Linked DNA regions of Homo sapiens: region 2 is linked to region 1. A link is an interaction called in ENCODE POLR2A ChIA-PET data of the cell type or tissue named here. Cell type or tissue: PC-9. All regions are shown on one strand. Each heading gives the region's core, and the rest is flanking DNA. Links, peaks and the distances in the headings are about the cores only. Region 1 overlaps SPNS3 (SPNS lysolipid transporter 3, sphingosine-1-phosphate (putative)). Region 2 overlaps SPNS2 (SPNS lysolipid transporter 2, sphingosine-1-phosphate).

What was found. ChIA-PET counts read pairs that join two places held together with the same protein. Peaks named below come from ENCODE experiments on the same cell type or tissue, not always from the same donor. Only the 100,000 strongest peaks of a DNase experiment are listed, where the experiment ranks them.
Region 2: POLR2A ChIA-PET joins it to region 1 with 5 read pairs; 5 of 35 experiments call an interaction of 5 or more read pairs at or near these places.

The regions. Positions count from the first base shown.
Region 1 is chr17:4,435,390-4,447,777 of GRCh38, forward strand. It overlaps SPNS3 (SPNS lysolipid transporter 3, sphingosine-1-phosphate (putative)), which reads left to right. Exons shown (of 12, transcript NM_182538.5): 2 at 4,269-4,334; 3 at 9,643-9,779; 4 at 10,659-10,810; 5 at 11,507-11,573. Among named protein-coding and RNA genes, the nearest start is that of SPNS3, 7.6 kb to the left of the region's middle. RefSeq lists an enhancer at 4,000-4,500. In PC-9, for the core only: no CTCF peak of the experiment used is centred there; a DNase peak (open chromatin) is centred at 9,532.
Region 2 is chr17:4,504,974-4,515,719 of GRCh38, forward strand. It overlaps SPNS2 (SPNS lysolipid transporter 2, sphingosine-1-phosphate), which reads left to right. Exons shown (of 13, transcript NM_001124758.3): 2 at 8,274-8,339. Among named protein-coding and RNA genes, the nearest start is that of SPNS2, 11 kb to the left of the region's middle. RefSeq lists enhancers at 1-567, 568-1,236, 4,473-4,532, 7,226-7,872, 9,229-9,886. In PC-9, for the core only: a CTCF peak has its summit at 8,651; DNase peaks (open chromatin) are centred at 7,968, 8,678, 9,448 and 10,688; H3K4me3 peaks cover 2,624 bases; H3K27ac peaks cover 5,000 bases.

The DNA.
Region 1 (12,388 bases), core at 7,303-12,302:
AAGATCCCACCATTGCACTCCAGTCTGGGCGACAGAGCAAGGCTCTGTCTCAAAAAAAAAAAAATAAAAAATAAAAAATAAATAAATAAATAAATATTTTTTAAAAATTAAGGGAGGGCACAGTGGGGGTGGGGCCAGAGACATAATGAGGGGTGGGTGGGTGAGGACAGCAGGCAGGACTTCCAGGCAGAGGCCCCCAGGTTCTAGGTGGAGGACAGGGTAGCCTGGGCCAGACAAGAATAGCTCCTGCTGGCTGTGTTTCTAGGACAACAGGCTGCTCGCAAACCTCACACGTCCTGCCTTCCTTCTTGCAGGCTTCAGGGCTCAACCTGCTCTGTCTTCTGTCACTCATTCACTAACTCACTCACTCATTCATTCATTCAAGACTGATCAGGGGCCAGGCGTGGTGGCTCACGCCTGTAATCCCAGCTACTCGGGAGGCTGAGGCAGGACAGTCGCTTGAACCCGGGAGGCGGAGGTTGCGGTGAGCTGAGATCGTGCCACTGCACTCCAGCCTGGGCGACAGAGCGAGACTCCGTCTCAAACAAAGACAACAACAATAACAACAGCTGATTGAGGCTCCACTTGCTCTTCTCTTCTTGTCATTCATTCATTCAAGACCGGCTGAGCACTAACTGTGGGCAGGACCCCCTGCTGGCTGCTGTGGACCCAGGGAGGAAATCGGACTTGGAGTTCCTGAACTCAGGAATGACCATCTCATGGGGCAGAGATAGAGGCTGGTTGATGGCAGTCCTGCGAGGCGGAGAGGTGCGGCCAGACAAGGGGGAGGCACAGGCCGGGCTGGGAGCTCAGGAGGGTGCCTGCAGCTGCCAGGCATCTCTGAGACCTGGGCATCGATCTGTCAGTTACCAGCTCAGCATGCCAGAGAGTGGCTATGGAATCATGAAACTCTAGGGGCTGCAGAGCCATCCCCAGACCTGGTCATCGTCTTTGAGGAGCTCAGAGGTCAGGAGCTTCTCCTCACATGAGGTCAGGAGTTCGAGACCAGCCTGGGTAACATAGAAAAACCTTGTCTCTACAAAAAATTTAAAAAATTAGCCAGGGACAGTGATGTCTTCAGCCTCTCGGGAGGCTGAAGCAGGAGGATTGCTTGAGGCTGAAGCAGGAGGATTGCTTGAGGCTGAAGCGGGAGGATTGCTTGAGGCTGCGGTGAGCCCTCTAGCCTGAGTGACAGAGCAAGATCTTATCTAAACCCCTAAAGACAAAAAGCCAAAACAAAGCAAAACAAAACACATGAAACAAAAAACCCCAAAGGGGTGTATGGGGTGAGAACAGAGCTTCTTGGGTGCCAGACTGGGAGCTTGGACTTTCTGCCTTGGGCAATGGGGAGCCATATAATTGGATTTGAGGCCCTGATGGAGGCAAAATGAGCCAGGGAGTCAGTTCAGAGGCTGCTGTAGTGGATCAGGCCAAAGCTGAGGAGGCCTGAGTTGGAGTGTGGGCCAAGGGCACGCAAAGGCGAGAAGGGGCAAGAGGTGGATGGGAGCCAGGAATCACCAGTGTGGAGCTCTCTGAACCCACGAGCCTGGGGACCCGCTATCTCTGCCGCTAGCCCTGGAGGTCCCTGGCTGGGCCCTAAGACCCTGAGTCTTGCCTGTCCAGGTCCCTTCTCCATCAGCACTTCCTCTGTATGTGCAAGAAAGGGGGCTGTGGTTACTGTGGGGATAGAGACCTGGAGAAGTGAAACCGTGCTGAGCATCTGGGAACTGGTGGGGGTAAACAGCTAAAATGTTCTTGCAGGAAACAGCTCTTATGGGGCCAGGGTGGTAGGCTACAGATGAAAGCAAGGGTGGGTGCACGCTTGGCTCTGGATCACCTCTAGAGTACCATGGGGCTGAGAGGAGCCCAGGAGGAGAGAAAACAAGGGGATGAGTCCTCATTCCTGAAAATGGAAGATGGGCACAATTTGGAGCATTTTCGTTTAGCTATTTATTTTGCTTACCTGTGTTGTCTCCTTTTTTTCTTTCCAATGACTGTCTTCTTTGTGTATTTAAAATAATAAAAGGGGGACTTTGAGAGGCCGAGGCAGGTGGATCACCTGAGATCAGGAGTTCGAGACCAGACTGGCCAAAATGGTGAAACCCCGTCTCTACTAAAAATACAAAAATTAGCCAGGCGTGATGGCGGGCACCTGTAATCCCAGCTACTTGGGAGGCCGAGGCAGGAAAATTGCCTGAACCCAGGAGGCAGAGGTTGCAGTGAGCTGAGATCGTGTCACTGCACTTCAGCCTGGATGAAATAGTGAGATTCAGTCTCAAAAATAAATAAATAAAATAAAAATAAAAAACAAAATATTAAAAGGGGAAAAAGACATAACAGTTTGTATGCCAGGTTGCAGTGGCAATTGGGGACAAATTAAATGTCTAAACAAAGATTTCTTTTTTTTTTTTTTTGGAGACGGAGTCTCACTCTGTCGCCCAGGCTGGAGTGCAGTGGCATGATCTCAGCTCACTGCAACCTCCGCCTCCCAGGTTCAAGCGATTCTCCTGCCTCAGCCTCCTGAGTAGCTGGGACTACAGGCCTGTGCCACAACATCTGGCTAATTTTTTGTATTTTTAAATAGAGATGGGATTTCACTGTGTTAGCCACGATGGTCTTGATCTCCTGACCTCAAGATCTGCCGGCCTCGGCCTCCCAAAGTGCTGGGATTACAGGCGTGAGCCACCACGTCCCTCCCTGAGCAAGGATTTTTTGCTTTGCTCCTCTGATCCCTTGATCTTCATGTGCATGGGGCAGCTCTTAGAGGTGTGCACGCAGGGCTTTCTTGGTGTGGGTGTTTCTGCGGGGACCCACTTGGGGGCTTCTGCTCCCCTTCTGTGGTTCTGGGTGTGTGGACAGGCTGCCTCTGGCTGAGATTTGAGCCCCAGCTCCCCCAGCTTCAGACGGGCAACCTTGGGCCGCTAAAGCCTCTGTTTCCTCATCTGTAGAATGGGGGCAATGACAGTCCCCCTCTTTTAGGATGACAACTGCGAGTGTACAGCTCAGGGCCTGGCTGTCAGTCACCTCCTGACTGATGAAAGTGAGGATTGTTCTTCTTCATAATAATGACAGGGCCAGAGCCGCATGGCTCACGTGAGCAGGTGCTGCAGACCCCGACCCTTTCTAGGACACCAAGAGGCTATCAGGAAACAGACCCTGGTGTCTGGGAGACCCACTTTCTCTCTCTACATTAGGCTGGGTGCCCACTGCTGTGCCTCTGGAAGAACAGGCTTGTGTGTGCACATGCGTGCAAGCCAGGACACGTTCGTCTTTTTATGTACATGTTCACCTATGCATTTCCAGTGTTTGTGCATGAGCGAGGCCACTGTGCTGTACAGCTCCAGGGACTTCCGTTTACACAGTGGCCTAAGTAAAGGGCTGTGCACTGAGCAGCGACAGGGGGCTGCCGCTCCTCTGACTGCAGTGTGGATGGCAGCCCTGAGCCTGTGCATACGCGGGCAGGCCTCTGGGTGCACATCTCACTGCACATGTGTCTGTGTGTCTGGGTGTATGAGTGAGGCTGGGTGTACATGTCTGTGAGAGTGAGTTCCTGTGTGTGTGTGTGTGTGTGTGTGTATTTGTGCCTCTGCAGGTGTGTTTCTCTGGGAATGCCTGTTTGTATCTATATCTGTGTTCCCATATGAAGAGGAGGGAAGGAGCCGTGTGGCTGCGTGCTTATGTGTCAGTGTGTGTGTGTGAATGTCTGTGCCTTTGGGATGCTTCTTTCTTTCTTTTTCTTTCTTTTTTTTTTGAGATGGAGCGTGGCTCTTGTTGCCCAGGCTGGAGTGCAATGGCGCGATCTCGGCTCACTGCAACCTCCACCTCCCAGGCTCAAGCAATTCTCCTGCCTCAGCCTCCCGAGTAGCTGGGATTACAGGCGCCCGCCACCACGTCCGGCTAATTTTTTGTACTTTTAGTAGAGACGGGGTTTCACCACGTTGACCATGGCTGGTCTCAAGCTCCTGACCTCAGGTGATCCGCCAGCCTTGGCCTCCCAAACTGCTGAGATTACAGGCGTGAGCCACCGTGCCCAGCCAAGGGATGCTTGTTTCTTTGAGTGTTTGAAATGCACACGTTTCTCTGTGTGCCTGCTCTTGTGTGTGTGGTTGTACAGCTGTATGGGAGAGAGGGGGAGAGAACAGTGGGCTTGGGTGCCATGCCCTGTGCTGTGCTGGTCAGCTGTGGCCCTGTGCCAAACCTGGAGCAGCTGCCTTTAGAGGCCAGGAGGGCTACTTCCCGTTTCCTGAGCACTGTCCCTCTGTCTGCAGGAGTGCTGCTGGATATACAGGAGGTTTTCCAGATCAGTGACAACCATGCTGGTTTGCTTCAGACTGGTAAGGAGGAGCCCTGGCTCTGGAGCCGGGGCCCTGGGTTCATGCTGGGGTGGGCTCTTTCTGTGGGTCATGTTCTGTGCCCAGCTCCAGCCCCACTGGGTCCCCTGGCACAGAGGGTGGGTGGGGTATGGGCCTGAGGGACAGTCTAGGCAGGAGCAGGAGAGAGCCTGGGCTGGAACAGCCATGGTAGTTTGAGTGTAGGGTGCCGCGGGAGAGCAGGGGGAGGTGGGGCTGGGAGAGGTCCCTCAGCCTCAGGTCCTCGCTGTGGAGCTGGCCATTCCTTCCCTTCGTGTTGGTGAGGCTCAGCGGTGCACCAGAGGCTTGCTGGGCTTTGAGAAATCCTGATGTGTGCTTTCCTCTCACAGAACTGAAAAATCTGACTACTGGGACACACAAAGTCAAACAGACAGACACAGACAGGCACATCCCCCCACATGGGCTCAGATGGACTCTGGGCCCACAGACAGCCTGACACCCAGCAGCAGGGAGCAGCCACACGTCCCATCGCAACATCAGAGCGGTTGGGGTCATGAGGCGTTAGCTTTTCCCTTGTGGGTGCCTGGATGGTGACACACACCCACAGTGTGCATATCCACACACCCACATGTGCACACACATGGTCACAACACGTGATACGCCTGTGCACACACCCAGGCTGTAACCAGCAGGCACCGAGGGTCCTCACAGTCCATCATCTCAGGGCTTTAGAACATGGCTCTTAAACCGGGGTACAGGGATCCCTGGGGATACACAGTCACTTTCCAGGGGTTACATGAACACAGAGAGTTTTGAGAGACTGATTTATTTCTAGATTCTCAAGCCTGTATGTTTTTTTCCTAAAATGACCTGCCTGAGGGGGAGCCTGTGGTCGGCCTGTGGTTCTCCTTCCTCTCCTTCCATTGTACAATTCCCTGTCTACCATGGTAAACAGAAAGGGACTCCTCTCCGCATCCTGGATGTGCTGCTCCTGGGTGTAAAAACCTCTGGGGTATCAAACAGAGGCCCCTGCGTGGATGCTCGGCTTTTCCCAGGGGGACCTTGGGAGCAAAGCAGAGAGCATCAAGAGAAACGTGCTGGGGAGATTTGCCCCAGGCTACAAGCGCAGGCAAGGAGCCAAGCCTTATCTAGCTGTTCCCGTGTGCAGTGTCTACTATTTATCTACAAATTAGAATTCAAAGTGAGATAGCGGTCTCAGGGATGCATGTCAACACATTTCTTTCAATGAAAGAAAATGAAGCCAACATTTTTCTTATAATCAGTTTGACGTCTAATTGCTTTGGCAAAAGAGGACAGGCATTATTACTTAGATTCTACTGTAGACATTTCCCATAAACTGAATAAACTCAACCCTGTAGCTCCAAGAGTTTGGATGAAAATACAGTTTAAAAAAATACACAACAACGCTGGAAATCCCATCCTTGGCAACGATTCAAACTTGGGATAAGAACATTTTAATGTTAGCTGAAAATGTGTGGAGGAGTACATAGTTCTAGAAACTTCTTTAAGAGTGACATGAGAGCCAGGTGCAGTGGCTCACGCCTGTAATCCCAGCTCTTAGGGAGGCAGAGGCGGGAGAATAGCTTGAGCCCAGGAGTTCGAGACCTGCTTGGGCAATATAGTGAGACCCTATTCTCCACAGAAAGGAAAAAAAAAAGACAAAAGAGTTACGTGAGCAACAGTTAGAAGATCATGGCTTTAGAACATGCATGGTTTCCAATTGCCCCTCAATCTTGTGGCCAAGAGACAGCAGCTGATGCTGATCTTCCAGCCATATCTGTGGCCAAAGTGAGACCATCTTGGTTCAACACCCACAACCTTCTCGATTAAATAGATAATGGTGGTTTAGTCAACATTTCCCTTCACTGGTTCTTTTTTTTTCCTTTTTTTCTTGAGACGGAGTTTTGCTCTTATTGCTCAGGCTGGAGTGCAATGGCATGATCTCGGCTCACTGCAACCTCTGACTCCTGGGTTCAAGTGATTCTCCTGCCTCAGCCTCCCAAGTAGCTGGAATTACAGGCACCTGCCATCATGCCAGGCTGATTTTTGTACTTTTAATAGAGATGGTGGGGGTGTGTTGGGGGGGGTCTCACCATGTTGGCCAGGCTGGTCTCGAACTCCTGACCTCAAGTGGTCCACCAGCCTTGACCTCCCAAAGTGTTGAGATTACAGACGTGAGCCACCACACTGGCCCTTACCATAGTATGGTTCTTACCGTAGTGGTCAAGATTATTACTACAAGTCCTGGGCCACGGAGGGAGAAGTGTGTGTGTGTGTGTGTGTGTGTGTGTGTGTGTTTGGCAGTAGGTGAAGAGAAAGGTCATCTTTGCAGAAGCAGCTCAAAAATTTCATGAAAGGACAGTGGGCTTAGAGGCCTGATGACCAGGCTGGTCTCTGGTGGCCTCAGGTGAGTCTCTTTACCTTTTCCGGTTACCGTGCTATGGCCCTAGACCCAGCCTGTTGTCTGTCCACAGGGCTGCTGAGAAGAGGAAACTGATGACTGAGAGAGAGGGTGTTGAAGAGATAGAGGGGTTGGGCTGGGCACGGTGGCTCACGCCTGTAATCCCAGCACTTTGGGAGGCTGGGTGGATCACCTGAGGTCGGGAGTTTGAGACCAGCCTGGCCAACATGGTGAAACCTCGTCTCTACTAAAAATACAAAAATTAGCCAGGTGTGGTGGCAGGTGCCTGGAATCCCAGCTACTTGGGAGGCTGAGGCAGGAGAATCACTTGAACCCAGAAGGCAGGGGTTGCAGTGAGCTGAGATCGTGCCACTGCACTCCAGACTGGGCCACAGAGCAAGACTGTCTCAAAAAAAAAACAAAAAAAGAGAAGAGGAGTGGAAAGTGAGAAGAGGCAGTGGTCAGGCTCCCTCCAGCCACCCATGGGATAGAGAAGCTGCTGGAGTGAGTTCATTAATTAATAATATTTAAAACTAACACTGACTTGGCCCTTACCACATGTCAGGCACGATTCTAAGTGCTTTAAATATCAACTTATTTAATCTTCACGACAATCCCACCAGGCAGGTTTTACTATTATGTCCATTTTACAGATGATGAAACTGAGGCTCAGAGAAGTTATGAGACTTGCTGAAGCTGGGATTTGAATCCAGGAAGTGTGCCTCCAGAGTCTGTCTTTTAACTCTGGGAGCATTCATTTCACCCACTGTGTCACAGAAATGATTTGAATTAGGAGACCTTGGGAATGAGGAGTGTCTGTTTTCCCCTTGGGAAGGGCATCTGCAGATTCACAGAGCGTCTGCAGGTTTAAGGCACTTAAAACAGCCTGCAAGTGATCCCTGCATGTGAGGAATATGAGGATATATACATATTTGTTGTTGTTTGTTTGCTTTTTGTTTTTTTTTTTGAGAGAGACTCTCGCTCTGTCACACAGGCTGGAGTGCAGTGGTGCGATCTCAGCTCACTGCAACCTCCACCTCCCAGGTTCAAGCAATTCTTCTCCCTCAGCCTCCCCAGTAGCTGGGATTACAGGCGCCCGCCACCATGCTCAGCTAACTTCTGTATTTTTAGTAGAGATGGGATTTTACCATGTTGGCCCGGCTGGTCTCGAACTCCTGACCTCGGGTGATCCACCGGCCTTGGCTTCCCAAAGTGCTGGGATTACAGGCGTGAGCCACCGCGTCCAGCTGGGAAATAGTTTTATAACTTTTGGATAAAGAAGATATGCATAAACAAGATATGAAATAACACTTGCCCCTCCAGAAGGTTAATAAATTTGACTACAAAGCTAAACACTTCCGTATGATGGTGATTGAAATTATGCAATCAGTAATAATAATAGATAACATTTATTGGACATTTACATGAAGCTATGCAGATAACTTTTATGTGCTTTATTTTACTTAATTCTCTCAGTAACCAAACAAGGGAATAGCACTGTTGATGAAAGGGGAACACGAAGAGTTAAGGAATCTACCAAAGGTCACATAGCTAGAAAGTGGTGAGCCAGGATTTAAACCCAGCCAACTTAGTCCCAGAAGTTGCGTTTCTAATTCTTAAAACAAATATAAAAGACTATGGGAACTTATTTCCAAAACATATTAACAAACAACAGCCCAATAGAAAAATGGACAGTGGGCCGGGCACAGTGGCCCACGCCTGTAACCCCAGCACTTTAGGAGGCCGAGGTGGGCGGATCCCTTGAGCCCAGGAGTTCGAGACCAGCCTGCACAAGATGGTGAAACCCCGTCTGTGCAAAAACTACAAAAATTAGCCAGGTGTGGTGGTACTTGCCTGTAGTCTCAACTACTCTGGAGGCTGAGATGGGAGGATGGCTTGAGGCCAGGAGGCAGAGGCTGCAGGGAGCTGAGATTGAACCACTGCACTCCAGCCTGGGTGACAGAGCGAGACTTTGTCTCAAAAAGTAAAATAAAAGTATAAATGCAGCTGTGTCCAGGGAACATTTTACCTATGTAGGAAAACCAACTTTTTCCTGGCTTCCTGGAATCATCACTAGTTCACAGTCAATATGCTTATTCTTTTTTTTTTTTGAGACCAAGTCTTGCTCTGTCGCCCAGGCTGGAGTGCAGTGGCGTGATCCCGGCTCACTGCAACCTCCGCCTCCCAGGTTCAAACGATTCTTGTGCCTCATCCTCTCGAGTAGCTGGGAGTACAGATGCCCACCATCACACCTGGCTAATTTTTTTGTATTTTTTTTTTTAGTAGAGATGGGGTTTCACTATGTTGCCCAGGCTGGTCTTAAACTCCTGAGCTCAGGCAATCTGCCCGCCTCAGCCTCCCAAAGTGCTGGGATTACAGGCGTGAGCCACCGCGCCCGGCCCAGTGTGCTCATTCTAAAGCGTCCTCATCTGCTGCTCAGAGTAGGCCCAGGCTGACTTCCCTCTTTCCCTGCTCCCCGTTGCCCCAGTAGGTGCATGAATGAAAAATCAGACCTGTCCCCATATCCAGGCTCACGGGGGTCATGTGTGTTTGTAAAGCCGGGAAACTGGCATCTGCTCCATGCCTGACGCTCCGCATTCAGTTCCCATCTCACCTTCACCATCCTGGGAGAGGATGGTGACCTCTCCAGTGTTGGGGTGACACTCAGAGCAAGCGGCAGAGCTGGGCTTTGGGTTTGGGGCCAGATTGAGGCCTCCACACTCTGGGCTGCGGCTGCATGTTGGCCACGCACTGTGAGGTTCACCTTATCTTTTCTTCCTCATACCCTGGGCCCACTGCCAAGATGCCAGCTTGTGGCATCTGAGTCAGGCTCCTTCCCTGGGCCTGCTGGGCCATCTGCCCTGCCACGGTCGTGGGGGGATCCAGGCTGCCCCTGTGTGTCTCCTTCAGTCTTCGTTAGCTGCCTGCTGCTGTCTGCACCTGTGTTTGGCTACCTGGGCGACCGACATAGCCGCAAGGCTACCATGAGCTTCGGTATCTTGCTGTGGTCAGGAGCTGGCCTCTCTAGCTCCTTCATCTCCCCCCGGGTACGTGTCCATGCCCCTGTCCAGGCCCCTGAGGCCCCTTCCCCACCTGCTTCCTCCCTGATTCAGCCCCGTCAGAGCTGCGTGGGGACAATTCTGCTCCATTCCTGGCTGTGACTGGATCAGGGATTGCACTGAGGGCTGGGAGAGAAGGTGAGAGCACAGTCTCCAGTCTCCAGCCTGAGTCTGCACAGGGCAGAGCTGGTGGACTTTTTTTTTTTTTTTTTGAGACAGAATTTCGCTCTTGTTGCCCAGGCTGGAGTGCAATGGCGTGATCTCGACTCACTGCAAACTCTGCCTCCCGAGTTCAAGCAATTCTCCTGTCTCAGCCTCCAGAGTAGCTGGGATACCAGGCGCGTGCCACCACGCCCAGCTAATTTTTGTATTTTTTAGTAGAGACAGGGTTTCACCATGTGGGCCAGGCTGGTCTCGAACTCCCAGCCTCAGGTGATCCACCCACCTCGGCCTCCTAAAGTGCTGGGATTACAGGCGTGAGCCACCATGCCTGGCCAAGCCAGTGGACTTTCTTAACAGGAGGCCCCCTCTCTCCTACCTCTCACTGCCGCACCAGCTTCATTTCTGCCCGACTCTGCTGGGGGTGGGGCTGGGGGTAACAGCTGCTGTCTTGGGGAACTGGCCTGGTTAGCAATGGTGGGACCCAGGAAAAGGGCTCCCCTGGGCAGGGGGGCAGGTGGTGGCTGCAGGGGACACACGTTTGACTTTGGGAACCTGGAGTGGAGAGGTGTCTGTAGCCCCGATCCCCTCTCCCTACTCTGGGGTCCTGTGTCATGAGGTCCCCTTGGCTCCTCCGACAAACCCTCGGGTCCCTGGCCCTATGGGTGATTTCTGGAACTCACCGTGGTCTTGTGCCTGCTCGCCCAGTATTCTTGGCTCTTCTTCCTGTCCCGGGGCATCGTGGGCACTGGCTCGGCCAGCTACTCCACCATCGCGCCCACCGTCCTGGGCGACCTCTTCGTGAGGGACCAGCGCACCCGCGTGCTGGCTGTCTTCTACATCTTTATCCCCGTTGGAAGGTTGGTATCACCCGTGGGTCTACTTCCCCAGGTGGTAAACTGAGGCCCAAAGGAGTCAGAACAGGGGCTGGACCTGGGTAGGAGAGGTCAAACCAGGAGGGCTGGGATTTGAGTCCCAATGCTACCCCTCCCTCACCATGTGAGTCTACCTCTCCTAGCCTCAGTTTCCTCATCTGTAAACGGGGGCAGTGACACCAGCTGATGGGCTTGGGGAGGAATAGAGGTGATGAGGATGTGCCGTATAGATTCACACACTCGGCAGTGTGGCCCACCCAGGGAAGGGCCGGCTATGGGAGGTAAGGTGAGGAAGCGTGTTAGGGCCAGGCCCTGCACCCCACAACAGGCTAGGCCAGAGCAGGATTTGCAATCAGGACCCTGGCCTCTGACCCAGGTTTCCTGAACTTGCCTGACTCAAGCAGGGCCCAGCCTTGGGCAGGAGGGTGTAGGGTATGTGTTTCCATAGGTGGAGAGAGTGGCGCTGGGGGTGGGCCAGGAGCCAGAGGTCACTGGTGACCTGACCGAGGGCAGTGGACATCTGGGCCTCACGTGGCTTACTTTCCTCAGTGAAACAGGTCTGAGCCTGCAGAGAGCCAGCTCCCTGGGGCGTGGGGGGGGCACCCTGGGTCAGGCTGGTGGTGGGGTCTGCCTTCCGCCTCCCTCCCCTCACAGCCCATCGCCCCTGCCCCTTTGTTGCAGTGGTCTGGGCTACGTGCTGGGGTCGGCTGTGACGATGCTGACTGGGAACTGGCGCTGGGCCCTCCGAGTGAGTCCAGCTTCCTTTTCTTCCCTCTGCTTTCCCTCTGGACCGGCAGGGACTTTCCAGCCTTGGGTGACCTTAGCCACTTGGCGTAGCACCCGGCGCCATTAGGGGGACGGGGGGTGGTGGTCAGGCATCGGCAGCTTTGGACATGTGGGGCCTCATAGGGAGCATGGGGTGTGGAAGTGGTGGCCGTGGGCTCAAAAGCTGGCTGCTTAGTTTACCAGCTGTGTGATCTCAAGCAGATCACCTTCTTCTTCAGAGCCTCAGTTTGCCTGTCGGTAAAGCGGGGGTACTAAATGCTACCTAAGGCATCTTGAGGATCAGTGAGATGAGAGATGGAAGTTCCAAGCCGCAGGGTCAGGGTGTAGAGTAGGCCCTTGAGGACTGGCAGCTAGGCTTGCTCAGCAGTTCAGCAGAATGCTCAAGAAGATGCCGGGCAGGCCCCGCTGGGGCTCCAGCCCTTGTGTTTCCAACGTGGGCATGGAGAGGGACCATTCTGAAGAGGAAGGAACTCCATAGTGGAGGGTGCTGAGCTCAGCCCTGGGAGTGCAGCTTGGTGGGAATGCAGGCTGCGCGCAGACCACTGTGGAGCCAGCCCAGTGCCGGGGAGCTGGCGTGTGAAGTGCTGAAGCCAGATTTGGAATTTTGGGGGTGGGGTGGGCTTCAAGGAGGCAGGTCTGACCTGGCTTGAATAAACCTTCTCATGGTCTCAGCTGTTTGAAGGCTGCCCCAAGGTGGGTAGTGAGATCCCCGTCCTTGGGGTTTGAGCAGAGGGGCCGCTAGGAGAGGATGCCAGGGCAGGACTGTGTGGCAGATGG
Region 2 (10,746 bases), core at 5,747-10,746, 68 kb after region 1:
TTCCCCAGGACAACCAGATCTGCTTCCCGGGAGCTACAGTAGCCAACTGCGCTTGTCCCTGGTGGGTCTCAGCGGTGTCCTCTTTCCAGGATGCCGTCTCCAGTGCTCTGGGTTGAACCAAGTGCCTAACTCCCGGTTTTGAACTGTGCTCTGCTCCGCCTCCATCACAGCACCTATCCCCATGGAGAGTCACCATCCCCCTCTAGCCATGGTCACACCTGGGACCCCCGCATGCATAGGAGACTGCCCCAGGCTTGAGCTCTGTTGACTGAGTCACAGACTCAGTTGACTGAGACTTGGGTTGACTCATACCTGCCTGACCCAAAGCACATCCTTCTGGGCTGAAAGGGCACTGGTAGGTTTGGACAGCTCAGGTGAAGGGCCAGGCCCCTGTGCTGACATCAGGGTTTCTCCGACAGTGGCTGGTGCTGTCTCTTTGTTCTGACCAGGGCTCACAATGAGCCTCAGGGCCTGAGTCTCCAGGAAGGAAATGGGAGGATGTAGTCAGGCAGTCCCTGTCTACCCAGTCCTCAGCCCTGACAATGAGGCCGCGCAACCCCCAAGCTGGGCAGAGCGGCTTTTCTACATGGCTTTTCTACATTCAAGAGGGCACAGTGGCAGCTTTGCCCTGTCTCTTCTGCAGATAGGGCTGGCCCAGGTCACACAGTGAGGCCGTGTGAGGAAGAGCACCGGTCTGCTCTGGGCCTGGTCCTCGCCTGGTGGCTGGGAGGTTGGTGAGTGGGGCCACAGGGGAGAGGAGAGGAGAGCATCGGCATCGGGGCAAGAATCAAACCTGGAACGAGGCACTAGCCAGAGCTTGGAGGCTGGGGACAGGGTCCTGTCCTCCTGCCTCCCGCTTTCCTCTGCCCTCTTGGAGCCCATGCTAGGGTCTCCCCACTCCCACTCCTAGAGCCACGAGGTCTTCGTGATTCCTTCCCTGTCAGGCATGGGGTTCCTGAATGGGCTTCCAAGAGGCAAAGAGCAGGATCAGGCTTTGTCAACTGAAAAGGGCTGTGCCTGGGGAGAGGTGGGGTTACTTGGTCACACAGCTGTTTCCAGCATCCGTGTGGGGATGCTAGGGTGTTGAGGGGTGACTGCTTGCAGCCTTTTTGTGGGGAGTTGTCGGGGTGCAGGTGGGGAACACAGGCCAGATGTGGGAGCCTGGGGACCAGCTCGGCCTGGCTCCTGCAGCCTCTGTCCCGCTCACCTTCTGCACGTCAGCTTCCATCCGAGGCGGGGAGCAGCAGTCCCTGGCCGCCTTGGCTACTGAAGTAGCACGTGGGGAGAAGGCTGAGGGTTTGTGGGCTTGAGGGGAGCCATTCTGAGGTCTCTTATCTCTTCCCCACCCTCTTCCCCAGGCCCCTGCCTTATCCTGTGTCTGGCTGGCATATCATGACCCACTGGCCACACCCCCTGTGGGTCACGATAAGGCTGTGGCCACCTTATCCCTGGCCCCTGGTGGTCTTGGGAGTCCCTGGGCCAGGACAGGGCTGGGGAGGCTGAGCTGGGGAAGGAGTAGCCGTGCAAAGCCCCCAGATTGCTCAGGCAGAGCCTGGTTCCAGTAAAGCTGGCCCCAAATGATAGACTAGAACCACAGGCCAGAGGCCCGGCAGCCCGGCCCCGCCCACTCTTGGCATAGAGACACAGCAGGGAGGAGGGGGACACTCTGAGCTCCAGGGTGGTGTCTCTCTAGGGCTAGCGGGGTCTGCGGGCAGGACTCGTGGGTGGGGAGGGGTGTTTCTCTAAGGGGCCAAGGCTCTGGGCTGGGGGCCTCATCCTCATGGTCTCTGCAGAGACTGATCAGTAAGCTGCTCTGCCATTAATGACCCAGATTTGCAGGGTGGCTTGGGAGTAGGGGACCAGCAGATGTAGAACAAACCCAGTTGAGATTCAGAAATGAACCCAGCAGGGATGTCTTGGGATTCTGGGCCACTTCTGAAATGGGCAACCTGAGGCCCAGCTGCTCCTGAAGATCACAGCCTCCTGCGGGCAGACGGGGGCAGGATCTTGCCCTGGGGAAGCCTGGGGGTGAGTAGGAGTGAGTGTGCCTGAGTCCAGAGCACTGGCTCAGGGACTGCCTTGGCCCAGTCCCTAGGCTGGTGGGGTGCCAGCGGGGCCGGGCTGTGGGTTCCCAGCCTTAGCCATCCAGCGCCAGGTCAGCAGAGCCAGGCTCTCAGGCCCCTGTAATTACCGGGGTGGGAGCTGCAGCCAAGCGGGAGCAGGGGTAAGACTCCCAGCGTGAGCCAGCACTGAGGCCTCCACATGGGGACCTGGGTCCCTCTGAGAGGGACTGGTGAAGGGCATCAGGGCCCATCCTTTCAGATTGCTAGGCCCTGTCTTTCCAGGCATCTGCCCCCATTTTGGATAAAAGAAAACCAAGGTGGGAATGCCCCATTGTTCTCAGGTCATAGCTGGGGCTGTGTCCTGTCCCACTAGTTAATTACAAATGATAACATTTATGACATTTATTGAGGACCTACTATGTGCCAGGCACTATTCTAAACACTGAATGTGGATTAACCTACTTAAACCTCACAACAACCATATGAAATGAAGCAGGTCTTCAAATTAAGCCATATTACAGAGGAGGAAACTGGCACAGAGAGGTTATGTTATTTCCCCAAGGTCACACAGCAGAGAAAGTGGGAAAACCAGGATTTAAACCCAGATGCTCCAGTTCCAGAGCCCATGCTCTTGAGAATTTAGCTAAGCCACCTGCTGCTCTGAGACAGGCTCAGGTAGGGTGAACGTGGGCTGATACTGACTGTGCTTGGGGAAAGCAGGGGGTACGCGGGGACAAGCTTGAGTGCCAGGTGCCCTGTCTGGGCTGCCTAGGAAGGAAGAGACCTCAGGATCACGCTGTTGGCATCTTGCATTTGAGGCTGGCCTGAGCCGAGGGCTCTTGAGGTCAGTGTGGATTTCCTCTTACACCTTGGCCTTTCGAGGATTCTGTGATGTCAGCAGATTGGGCCTGGCTGGAGGAGGGAGGAGGAGGCCAGAAGTCCTGGAATCGGGGCTTGACTCCTCTCGGGGCTACTGAAGAACCAGCAGTGATGGGGAATCACTGTGAGTGTCTGGGGCAAGCTGTTGAGTGAGTCAGGGCCAGAGTCCATCCAGTTCTGGGGGTGCCCTTGAGGTTACAGGCACCACTTCACCAAGAGCCTCAGAGGAGAGAGGCGCAGGTATCCTGGTAGACGCGACTTTGGATCTGCGCCCTAGAGGTGAGGCAGGTCTTAATGGCTAGAGAGGGATAGCCTAGGAAGAGGCACAGCTGTGGCCAGGGCTGGGCGGCCTACAGCCTGTGATGTGTGATTCCAGGGAACTCAGAGCAGCCTGGCCAGTGGTTTCCAATCACCTGGGCAGTGCGTTTATAGATTCTTAGGTCCCACATCTAGAAAGGGTGACTCTGCAGATTTGGGGAGGGCCCCAGGAAGCTGTATTTTAATAAGCACCTTCCCTAAAGGTGATTGGGATTCTCAGGCAGGTTTGGGGATCTTCCCAGTCTCTGCATTTACACAGGAAGAAATAGGGGTCCAGGGAGGTGAAAAGTCATGGCTAGCAGCATTTCCCTTTGCCTGGAGTCAGGGGCTGTATGTGTGTGCGGTGGGCACTGTGGTTGGGAGAAGAGCTGGCTTAGGGCCAGACCGTGGAGGCCTCAGATGCTAGAATTCTGGGCGGCAATGGGGCTGCTAAGTGTGAGTGGGCAGCCGTACCCACTGGGCCAATACTCGTAGAACAGCGCCTGGCACAAAGTAGTTGGTGGATATGTGTCAATATGTGCATTGTCGCTGTTGTTATTGGTACCATTACTGAGCCAGGGGTCTGGGCCAGTGGATCTTAAAGGACTGATGGACGACTCTGAGGCCAGAGGTCACCAGTGGGCCACAGCGTTAGCTCCTTGAGTCCAGGCACTGTCTCGGGGTCTCTAGAGGCCCAGACCAGGACTTAGAACTCAGTAGGAGATTCGTAAGAGCTTGTGAGATCAGGCAGCAGGAGGGATGCCGGCTGGCCGGCAGGGGCTGGAGGCAGGGAGTCCAGGGAGGAGGCTGGACGATAAAGCAGATGGAGAATCACCGGGGCCCATTCATGAGGTGGAGGGAGCCAAAGGGGTATCCTGGCTGACTCCCAGGGTCCTGCAGTGTCCTACAGGGTCCGCTCAGGGAATGGGGACCCAGTGGTGAGCTGAGGAATCAGTCAGGAGGCTGGGAAACAGGGATGAGAGCGTCCAGGGGTTGAGCCTCCAGGAGGTGGTTGGTTTCAGAGGAGGAAAGGAGGTGAGAATATTGACTTGGGAAGGGAAAGAACTCTCCAGAGTTCTTAGCCAAGTGTCGTGGTCCACGCCTGTGGTCCCAGCTACTCGGGAGGCTGAGGCAGGAGGATGGCTGGAGCCCAAAAGGCTGAGGCTGCAGTGAGCTGTGATTGTGCCACTGCACTTTAGCCTGGGTCAGAGAGCAAGACCCTGTCTCAAAACAACAACAAATGCTGTCACCTGTGAAAGGAGGAGAGGAAAGGAACAGCTGGCAGAGGGGACAAGTCAGAGCTGTTCTCACCACCAGGGTGAGGGAGGTGTGGGCGTGTTTGTGGGCTGCTGTGCAGGAGCCGGAAGCCAGGGAGAGGCTGAGTGCACGGGCCCAAGCCAAGGACTGACCCAGCGCAGCCTCCCTGCCAGGCGAGAGAGACTGTTGGCCCAGAGTAGGGGACGTTGGCCTCAGACAAGAGGTGAGACCTCCTGGGGCTTGGGAGGTACGTAACTTGTCAATGGATGTTGTTCCAGAATGTTTTCTTGGGTGATGAGAACCCTGTGGCTAGGAGACGATTCCAGCTGTGGATTTGGGGTATGCCTGGAGAGGCCTGCATTGTGGCTGTGTTGGCTGGGGTCTGCATCTGGGGTAGGAACCCCACTTTGCATGCACGCCTGGCGGGGTGGGCTTGGCCTGAGCTGTGGGAGGCTGCTCCTGGGCGTGAGGCCCATCCTGTGACCCACCAAACCTCAGCCTCCAGGAAAGAGGCTAAAAATAAGGCTGTGGTGAAGAAGGGAGGGGTGCGTGGGCCTGAGCCGTGCTGGAGCCCAAAGGAAAATCTGAGGCGACCCGCCGAGCTGCTGTGACACACGCTTCCCGTGCCAGCGGCCAGCGGGATCTCACCCTCCTGTGGCTGTGGCCGCCTCCAGGCCCGGAAGAGGGAAAGCAAGCCAGAAAGGTTCAGCCCAGGTCCGACCTTGGGCCTCGCAGCCTGCAGGAAGCCCTGCTCCCTGGGAAGGTTCTCTCTGGTCTTCTTCCTGGAGCTTGGACTTGGACCCAAGACTGGGCGCTGGGGAGTGGTGGGACGGGAGCAGGCCATGTTATCCAAAAGCTTCCTGTGTCCTGGGAACTGCCCAGGACTTCCCAGAGACCTTAGACGCCCATCTGGATGTGGAGGAATGTTCTCCCTCTACCAGGAGCTCTATGTGGTAGGAAGTCAGGGGAAGGCTTCCTGGAGGCAGAGGCAAATCCTGGACCTTGAAGTCATCGGATGGGGAAGTGTGCCGCTGGATAGCTGGATACTGCAGGGAGGAAGCGAGAGTGCTTTGATTTGCCGTGGACACAGGATGTCATCATGATGGCTATTTTGATATGGCCTCCCTCCCAGAAATGGAACCTGCAGTTACTGCAGACCCGTGTCCCTCCTCTGGACTATGGATGGGGACCCTCCTGCCTCCTCCTGACTCCGCCCATCCTCTTGTCCACCCGACACCAAAATCGTGACTGTCCCTGCTCTGAGTCCTGGAGATGACCGGCCACGGCTCCTGCCTGGCTTGTGGTCTAGTGGAGGATGAAGAAACATTCACCCACGTGTAAAGTCCCTGTGGGTTATGTGTGTGCTGGGCCCTGGAGGACACCAGCAAACCACGCAGAAGGCAGCGTGGCAGGAGAACGAGCTTTGGTTTTTGGCAATAGACCTCGTTTCAGATCTCACCTCCAAAACAGAATGTACTGTGTGACAAATTACTTCATGTCTCAGAGCCTCGGTTTCTTCCTATATAAAATGGGATGAGAATCATAAATACCAGCACAGATAGTGAGGACAGCGTCTGTACCATCTTCAAAGCCTCACGCAGTTCCTTGGAACTTAGCGGGAAGCGGTAACTAGCGGCTCTCAGCTCAGGAGGAGCTCATAGCTGTGCTTCTGTGTGCATTCCCTATAGAACCCACTCATCCTGGTAGGCCCAGTGCTAAAACGAGTTTGGACAGGGGAAGAGTGGGGGCAACTAACTTATTGAGGGTGGTGGGAGGGGAGCAAGCAGGGGAGATATTCCAGAACAGGAGGCATCTGAACTGGCCTTGAAGAAGTGGCAGGAGTGAGCCTGGTTGACGGAGTTGTACCAGAATAGAAGAGGAAGTGTGCAGAGTCAGGGGGCCATGAGTAGTTTGGGGTGGCTAGTGGAGGGGTGGTGTCCTGAGAAGTGAGGCCGGAGGGCGGGGCTGGCAGGGCCACACCTTCACCCTGTGAAGTGACTGTGCCACAGAGGGATGGGATCAAACCTACACATCAGGAGGGGGAACAGAGTCCTGACCCAGAAAGGAATGGGTTGTGGGGCTGTGAGCCTCTGGGGCTGGGTCAGGGCACCTCAGAGGTCCCTCTTGCTGGCTCTGCCATCCACAGGCCTAGGATTGGCCCCGGCTTCTACCTTCAAGGCAAAGCCACAGCCTCTGCCTTGGTTATTAAGTCATTAACTGGGCCTCACACAGCCTCTTCATTACGGGTAATTATGGTCAACCCACTCAGGGCATTAACAAGGAGGAAGACAGCTTCTCTGGCTGTCAGGCTGCTGGGACATCCGCCCGTCTGTCCTGCATTCCGGGAAATTGCTCAGGATTCCAACCTGGGTCTCGGAAGGGACAGTGACGTTCCAGCCTCCCCACTCCTTCCACACCCCCAGTCCCAGCTGCCAGCAGGATCCTCATACAGCACCTGGAGATTCCACTTTTTCCTACTTCCCTGTGGTGTGACTTTGAGCCCACAGCCTGACTTCCTATGCTCCAGTTTCCTCATCTGTCAACTTGGATCCTAGTACCAGCCTCCTAGGGCTGTGTGGGGATTATACAGGCATTTAATGCTCAGTTCGGCAAACCATCATCTGTTGAATGCTGCCATCATCATCGTCATCATGAAGAGCTCTGGAGTCCCCCAAAGGCTTCTGTCCCTGCCTGTAAGGCCCCCAAAGGCAGGGCCATCTCCTCTTCCTTCTTCCGCTGTCCCTTCTCACTGCAGATGTGCTATGGTCAGCGGGGCTCTGGCCTGTGCCCTGGGTCCTCCTGTCCTCACAGATAATGCAGGCAGGGACCCTGAGGCCCACGGGGATGGGGGTTGTGCTTACTCAGGAGCCCTGGCTGAGTGCTGCGAGGGGTAGGAGGTCCAAGATCCTGCCTGTCCCCCAGAAGCCATGGCTCTGCCAGTCTGCTGGGGCTGTGGGTGGTTTCTGGGTGGTCCAGCTGCTGCCCCCACCCCGTGACGTGCAAAGCCCTAAAGTAGTTGGGCTTGGAAGCGGGTGTGGCCTCAAGAAATCCACTTCTCCCAAGAAAACGGGCCTGGAGCCCCGCCTGCTTCCCTCTGTACCCTGGGCCAGAATCTGAAAATGGAGGGGCCCGGTTATAATCCTGAGGGCAGCTGGGGTGACAGTGTGTGTGTGTGCGTGCGCGCGCACGGGTATGTGTGTGCGCGCGTGGGTGTGTATGCATGTGTGCAGGTGTGTGCACACACGTGCGTGCGTGTGCAGGTGTGTGTGTGCATGTACAGGTGTGTGCGTGTGTGTGCGAATGTGGTTGTGCACATGTGCAGGTGAACCAGAGTGAGCGGCTGCCCCTCCCAGGCCAGAGGGCTCCCCGCAGCTTTCAGGGCCCCCGCTGCTCTCTGAGTCATGGGCTTTGTGTTCCCCCTGAGGGAAAGGCCTATGTCTATTGCACTGATCCACGGCCTGGGCCGCAGGTAGGGAAGAGGCCCAAGCTGGCAGATAGGAGGTGTGGTTGCCCATGGGGCAGAATGACCGCAGAGGAGCCCTGCCTTTCCCTGCCCCTCGGGTCCTTGTGAGTGATGGGAACAGGCTGAGGACAGGAGGTCCCCGGGGAGGCAGGAGGGAAGCCTGGGAAACCTGGGCAGGGTAGAGGTCGCAGCAGAGCAGGAGTGCCGCAGATATGGCCAGGCTGGGCCCTGCAAGGCGGGAAAGAGGCTGGGCTGGTCTGTGGGGACACCAGCCATCAGACTCGGCCAGTGAGCACCCTCTGTCTTCCCTCCAGGCGTCCTTCTGGACATCCAGCAGCACTTTGGGGTCAAGGACCGAGGCGCCGGCCTGCTGCAGTCAGGTGAGGCCCACCTCCCACCTTCCCCCCCACGCCCAGGCGTTGGCGTCGTGGGTCCTGTCCTGTTGGTCGTCATCTGCCACCCGGTCTGTCTTCCCCTGTCCTGACTCCTGGAAAGAGAGTGGGCTTTGCATCCCAGTCTCACTATTGCCACCTGCCAATGGCACTGCTTCTCTGAGCCTCTGCTGCTTTTCTTGTGTAACAAAATGAATAATACCTGCCCTGAGGGGCTATGGCAGGTAAAGGAGAGTGCAGGCAGAGGTTGCAGAGGTGAACTTTCTCTGGGTCCTGGGGCCTCATCGGGACCCAGTGATCCAGGCTCCCTCCTGAGGCTGGTGCAGGGAGCTCCTTAATTCAGTAAGTTGGGCAATGCCAGCAGAGCCGTGGTGACCCTGTTTTTATCTCCTGCCCTCCCCCACATTCCTTCCAATATCATCAACCCTGGGAATCGCCTCTTAGGTGACGAAGCAAAAAACTCCAGCTAGTCAGCCCCAGAGCGGTTCCCAAGCCCGGGGCAGGCGCCTGAGAATCTGGGCCCTGGACTGGACGTGGGCCTGAGGTTCCCTACCACCCTCTCCCCTGGGGCCCAGGCTTCTGATGGGCTGCCAGAGCAGGGCCTGAGCCCCCAGGCTGCTGGAAGCTGGGCCGGGACAGTGTGGGAGGCCATTAAGCACTTATGGCAGCCCACCAGCCCCTCCCTCCAGGGAGCGTGCCTCCCTTGTCCCTGCCTTCCCCATGACATGGCCCTGTGGGAGCTGGGCCCTTGGCTCCCTGGCCTTCCCACTGGCTGAGGCCATGTTGGCGATGCTCTTAGCAGCAACCTTCAGGCCTGGGCAGAGACTAAGGCCAGTGCTGCCACTCAGGGCTTGGGGCGGGAGGCCTGGTCCTGACTCTGCCCTAGTCATGCTGTGTGGCCCCAGCCTGGATCCTGCTTTCTCTGGGCCCTTGGCCCTGGAGTCCATCTGGCTGTGAGCCCCCGTCAGATGCAGGATGAGGTCCCCATGGTCTGCATTCCAGTCCAGTCGGTGAACCCCTTCCCCTGCCTGGGCCCTCCTGGGAGGGAGGGGGTGGAGTGAGCTCGTTCTGTCCAGGAACCTGCCTGACCTGTCTAAGTGGCATTCCAGTACTCACAATCCCTCCCGAGCTCACAGAATGCCACAGCCACTCCCCCCACCTCCCTTCCTAGCTGTCCTTACAGCCCAGATGGGGACTTTGGGGCTCAGAGAGAGGGGTTGCGATGGTTCTCAGGCTCAAGTGAGACTTGACTGTTCTAGGATGGGGCAGGGCCGTGCGGTCCAGTATCCCCTATAGGTGGCCAGGTCCCTGCCCTGGCAGACATCATGTTTTCCCAGGCCATGAGCCCAACGCCTCCCCTACCCCTTCCTGGGTCTCCCTGGCTAGGCCAGAATAAGTCTGCCTGCCCTGCCGCCTGAGACAGGTTCCTCTAGCCCTCTGGGCTGTGTGCATGCAGTGACCAGCACTGCAGCTGGGAAATGGAGTTCCAGCCACATGGGCGCATGGGAAGGAGTGGGCTGCCAGGCTGGCAAGGAAAGGGTGGGAGAAGGCCTAGCTGCCCAACCCCCGCCCTGTGTGGCCCCTGACTCACTGGGGACCTGGCCCGAGCCTCATCCCCCTCCTGGTCCCGGCCTCACTGCCTCATCTGGAGCAAGGCTCTACCCCACGCATCCTCCATTTAATGACCACTGAGCATGGTCGGGGCCAGCACAGCCCAGGGAGGGGGCGGGAGGTACAGGGAATGGTGGGGAGGGTCACAGGCCGGGCAGGGGGTTGGGGGCTCGGCTCAAGGCAGGTGTGAGGGTTCCCTGGTTCTTTCTGCGGTTCTGTCCCAGGCTGGCTTCTCGGGCTCATGAAAGAGAAGTCACTCCGTCCCTCCTCATCCCGGTGGCCTGGCTGGAGGTGGACAAAGCACACACAGGCATTGTCTTGTTTCATTCTTCCAGTAACCCTACGGGCTCTGTTTGTCAGCTGCACTTACCAGATACAGGGACAAAGGCCCAAGACAGGGAAATGGCTTGCTTGAGGGCTGGCAGTGGAGAGCAGCCGGCCTGGAATAGGGACCTGGGCCTCTGCCTCTGCTGCCCATAGGCTGGGGGGGAGCCTGGATACCTGGCATCTCAGTGTCCCCAGGGCGGGTGCCTCTGGGCCATGGTGAGAATTGCCAGCATTCTGAGGGACCCTCTAGTCTGTACACCATGGCCCTCACCTGTCACCTACCCCGGCACAGCTAGGATGGCTCCCCAGGGTGCCCTCACCCCTTTGGCCACCTAAGCCAAGAAGCCAGTCGAGTAGACCATGATGTTACTCAGTGGACAACTAGGCAAGTCACATAATTGGCCTGTGTCCCAGGCACCTGTGCCTTCCCCAAGCCCGATAAGGTCGGAGCCAGGTG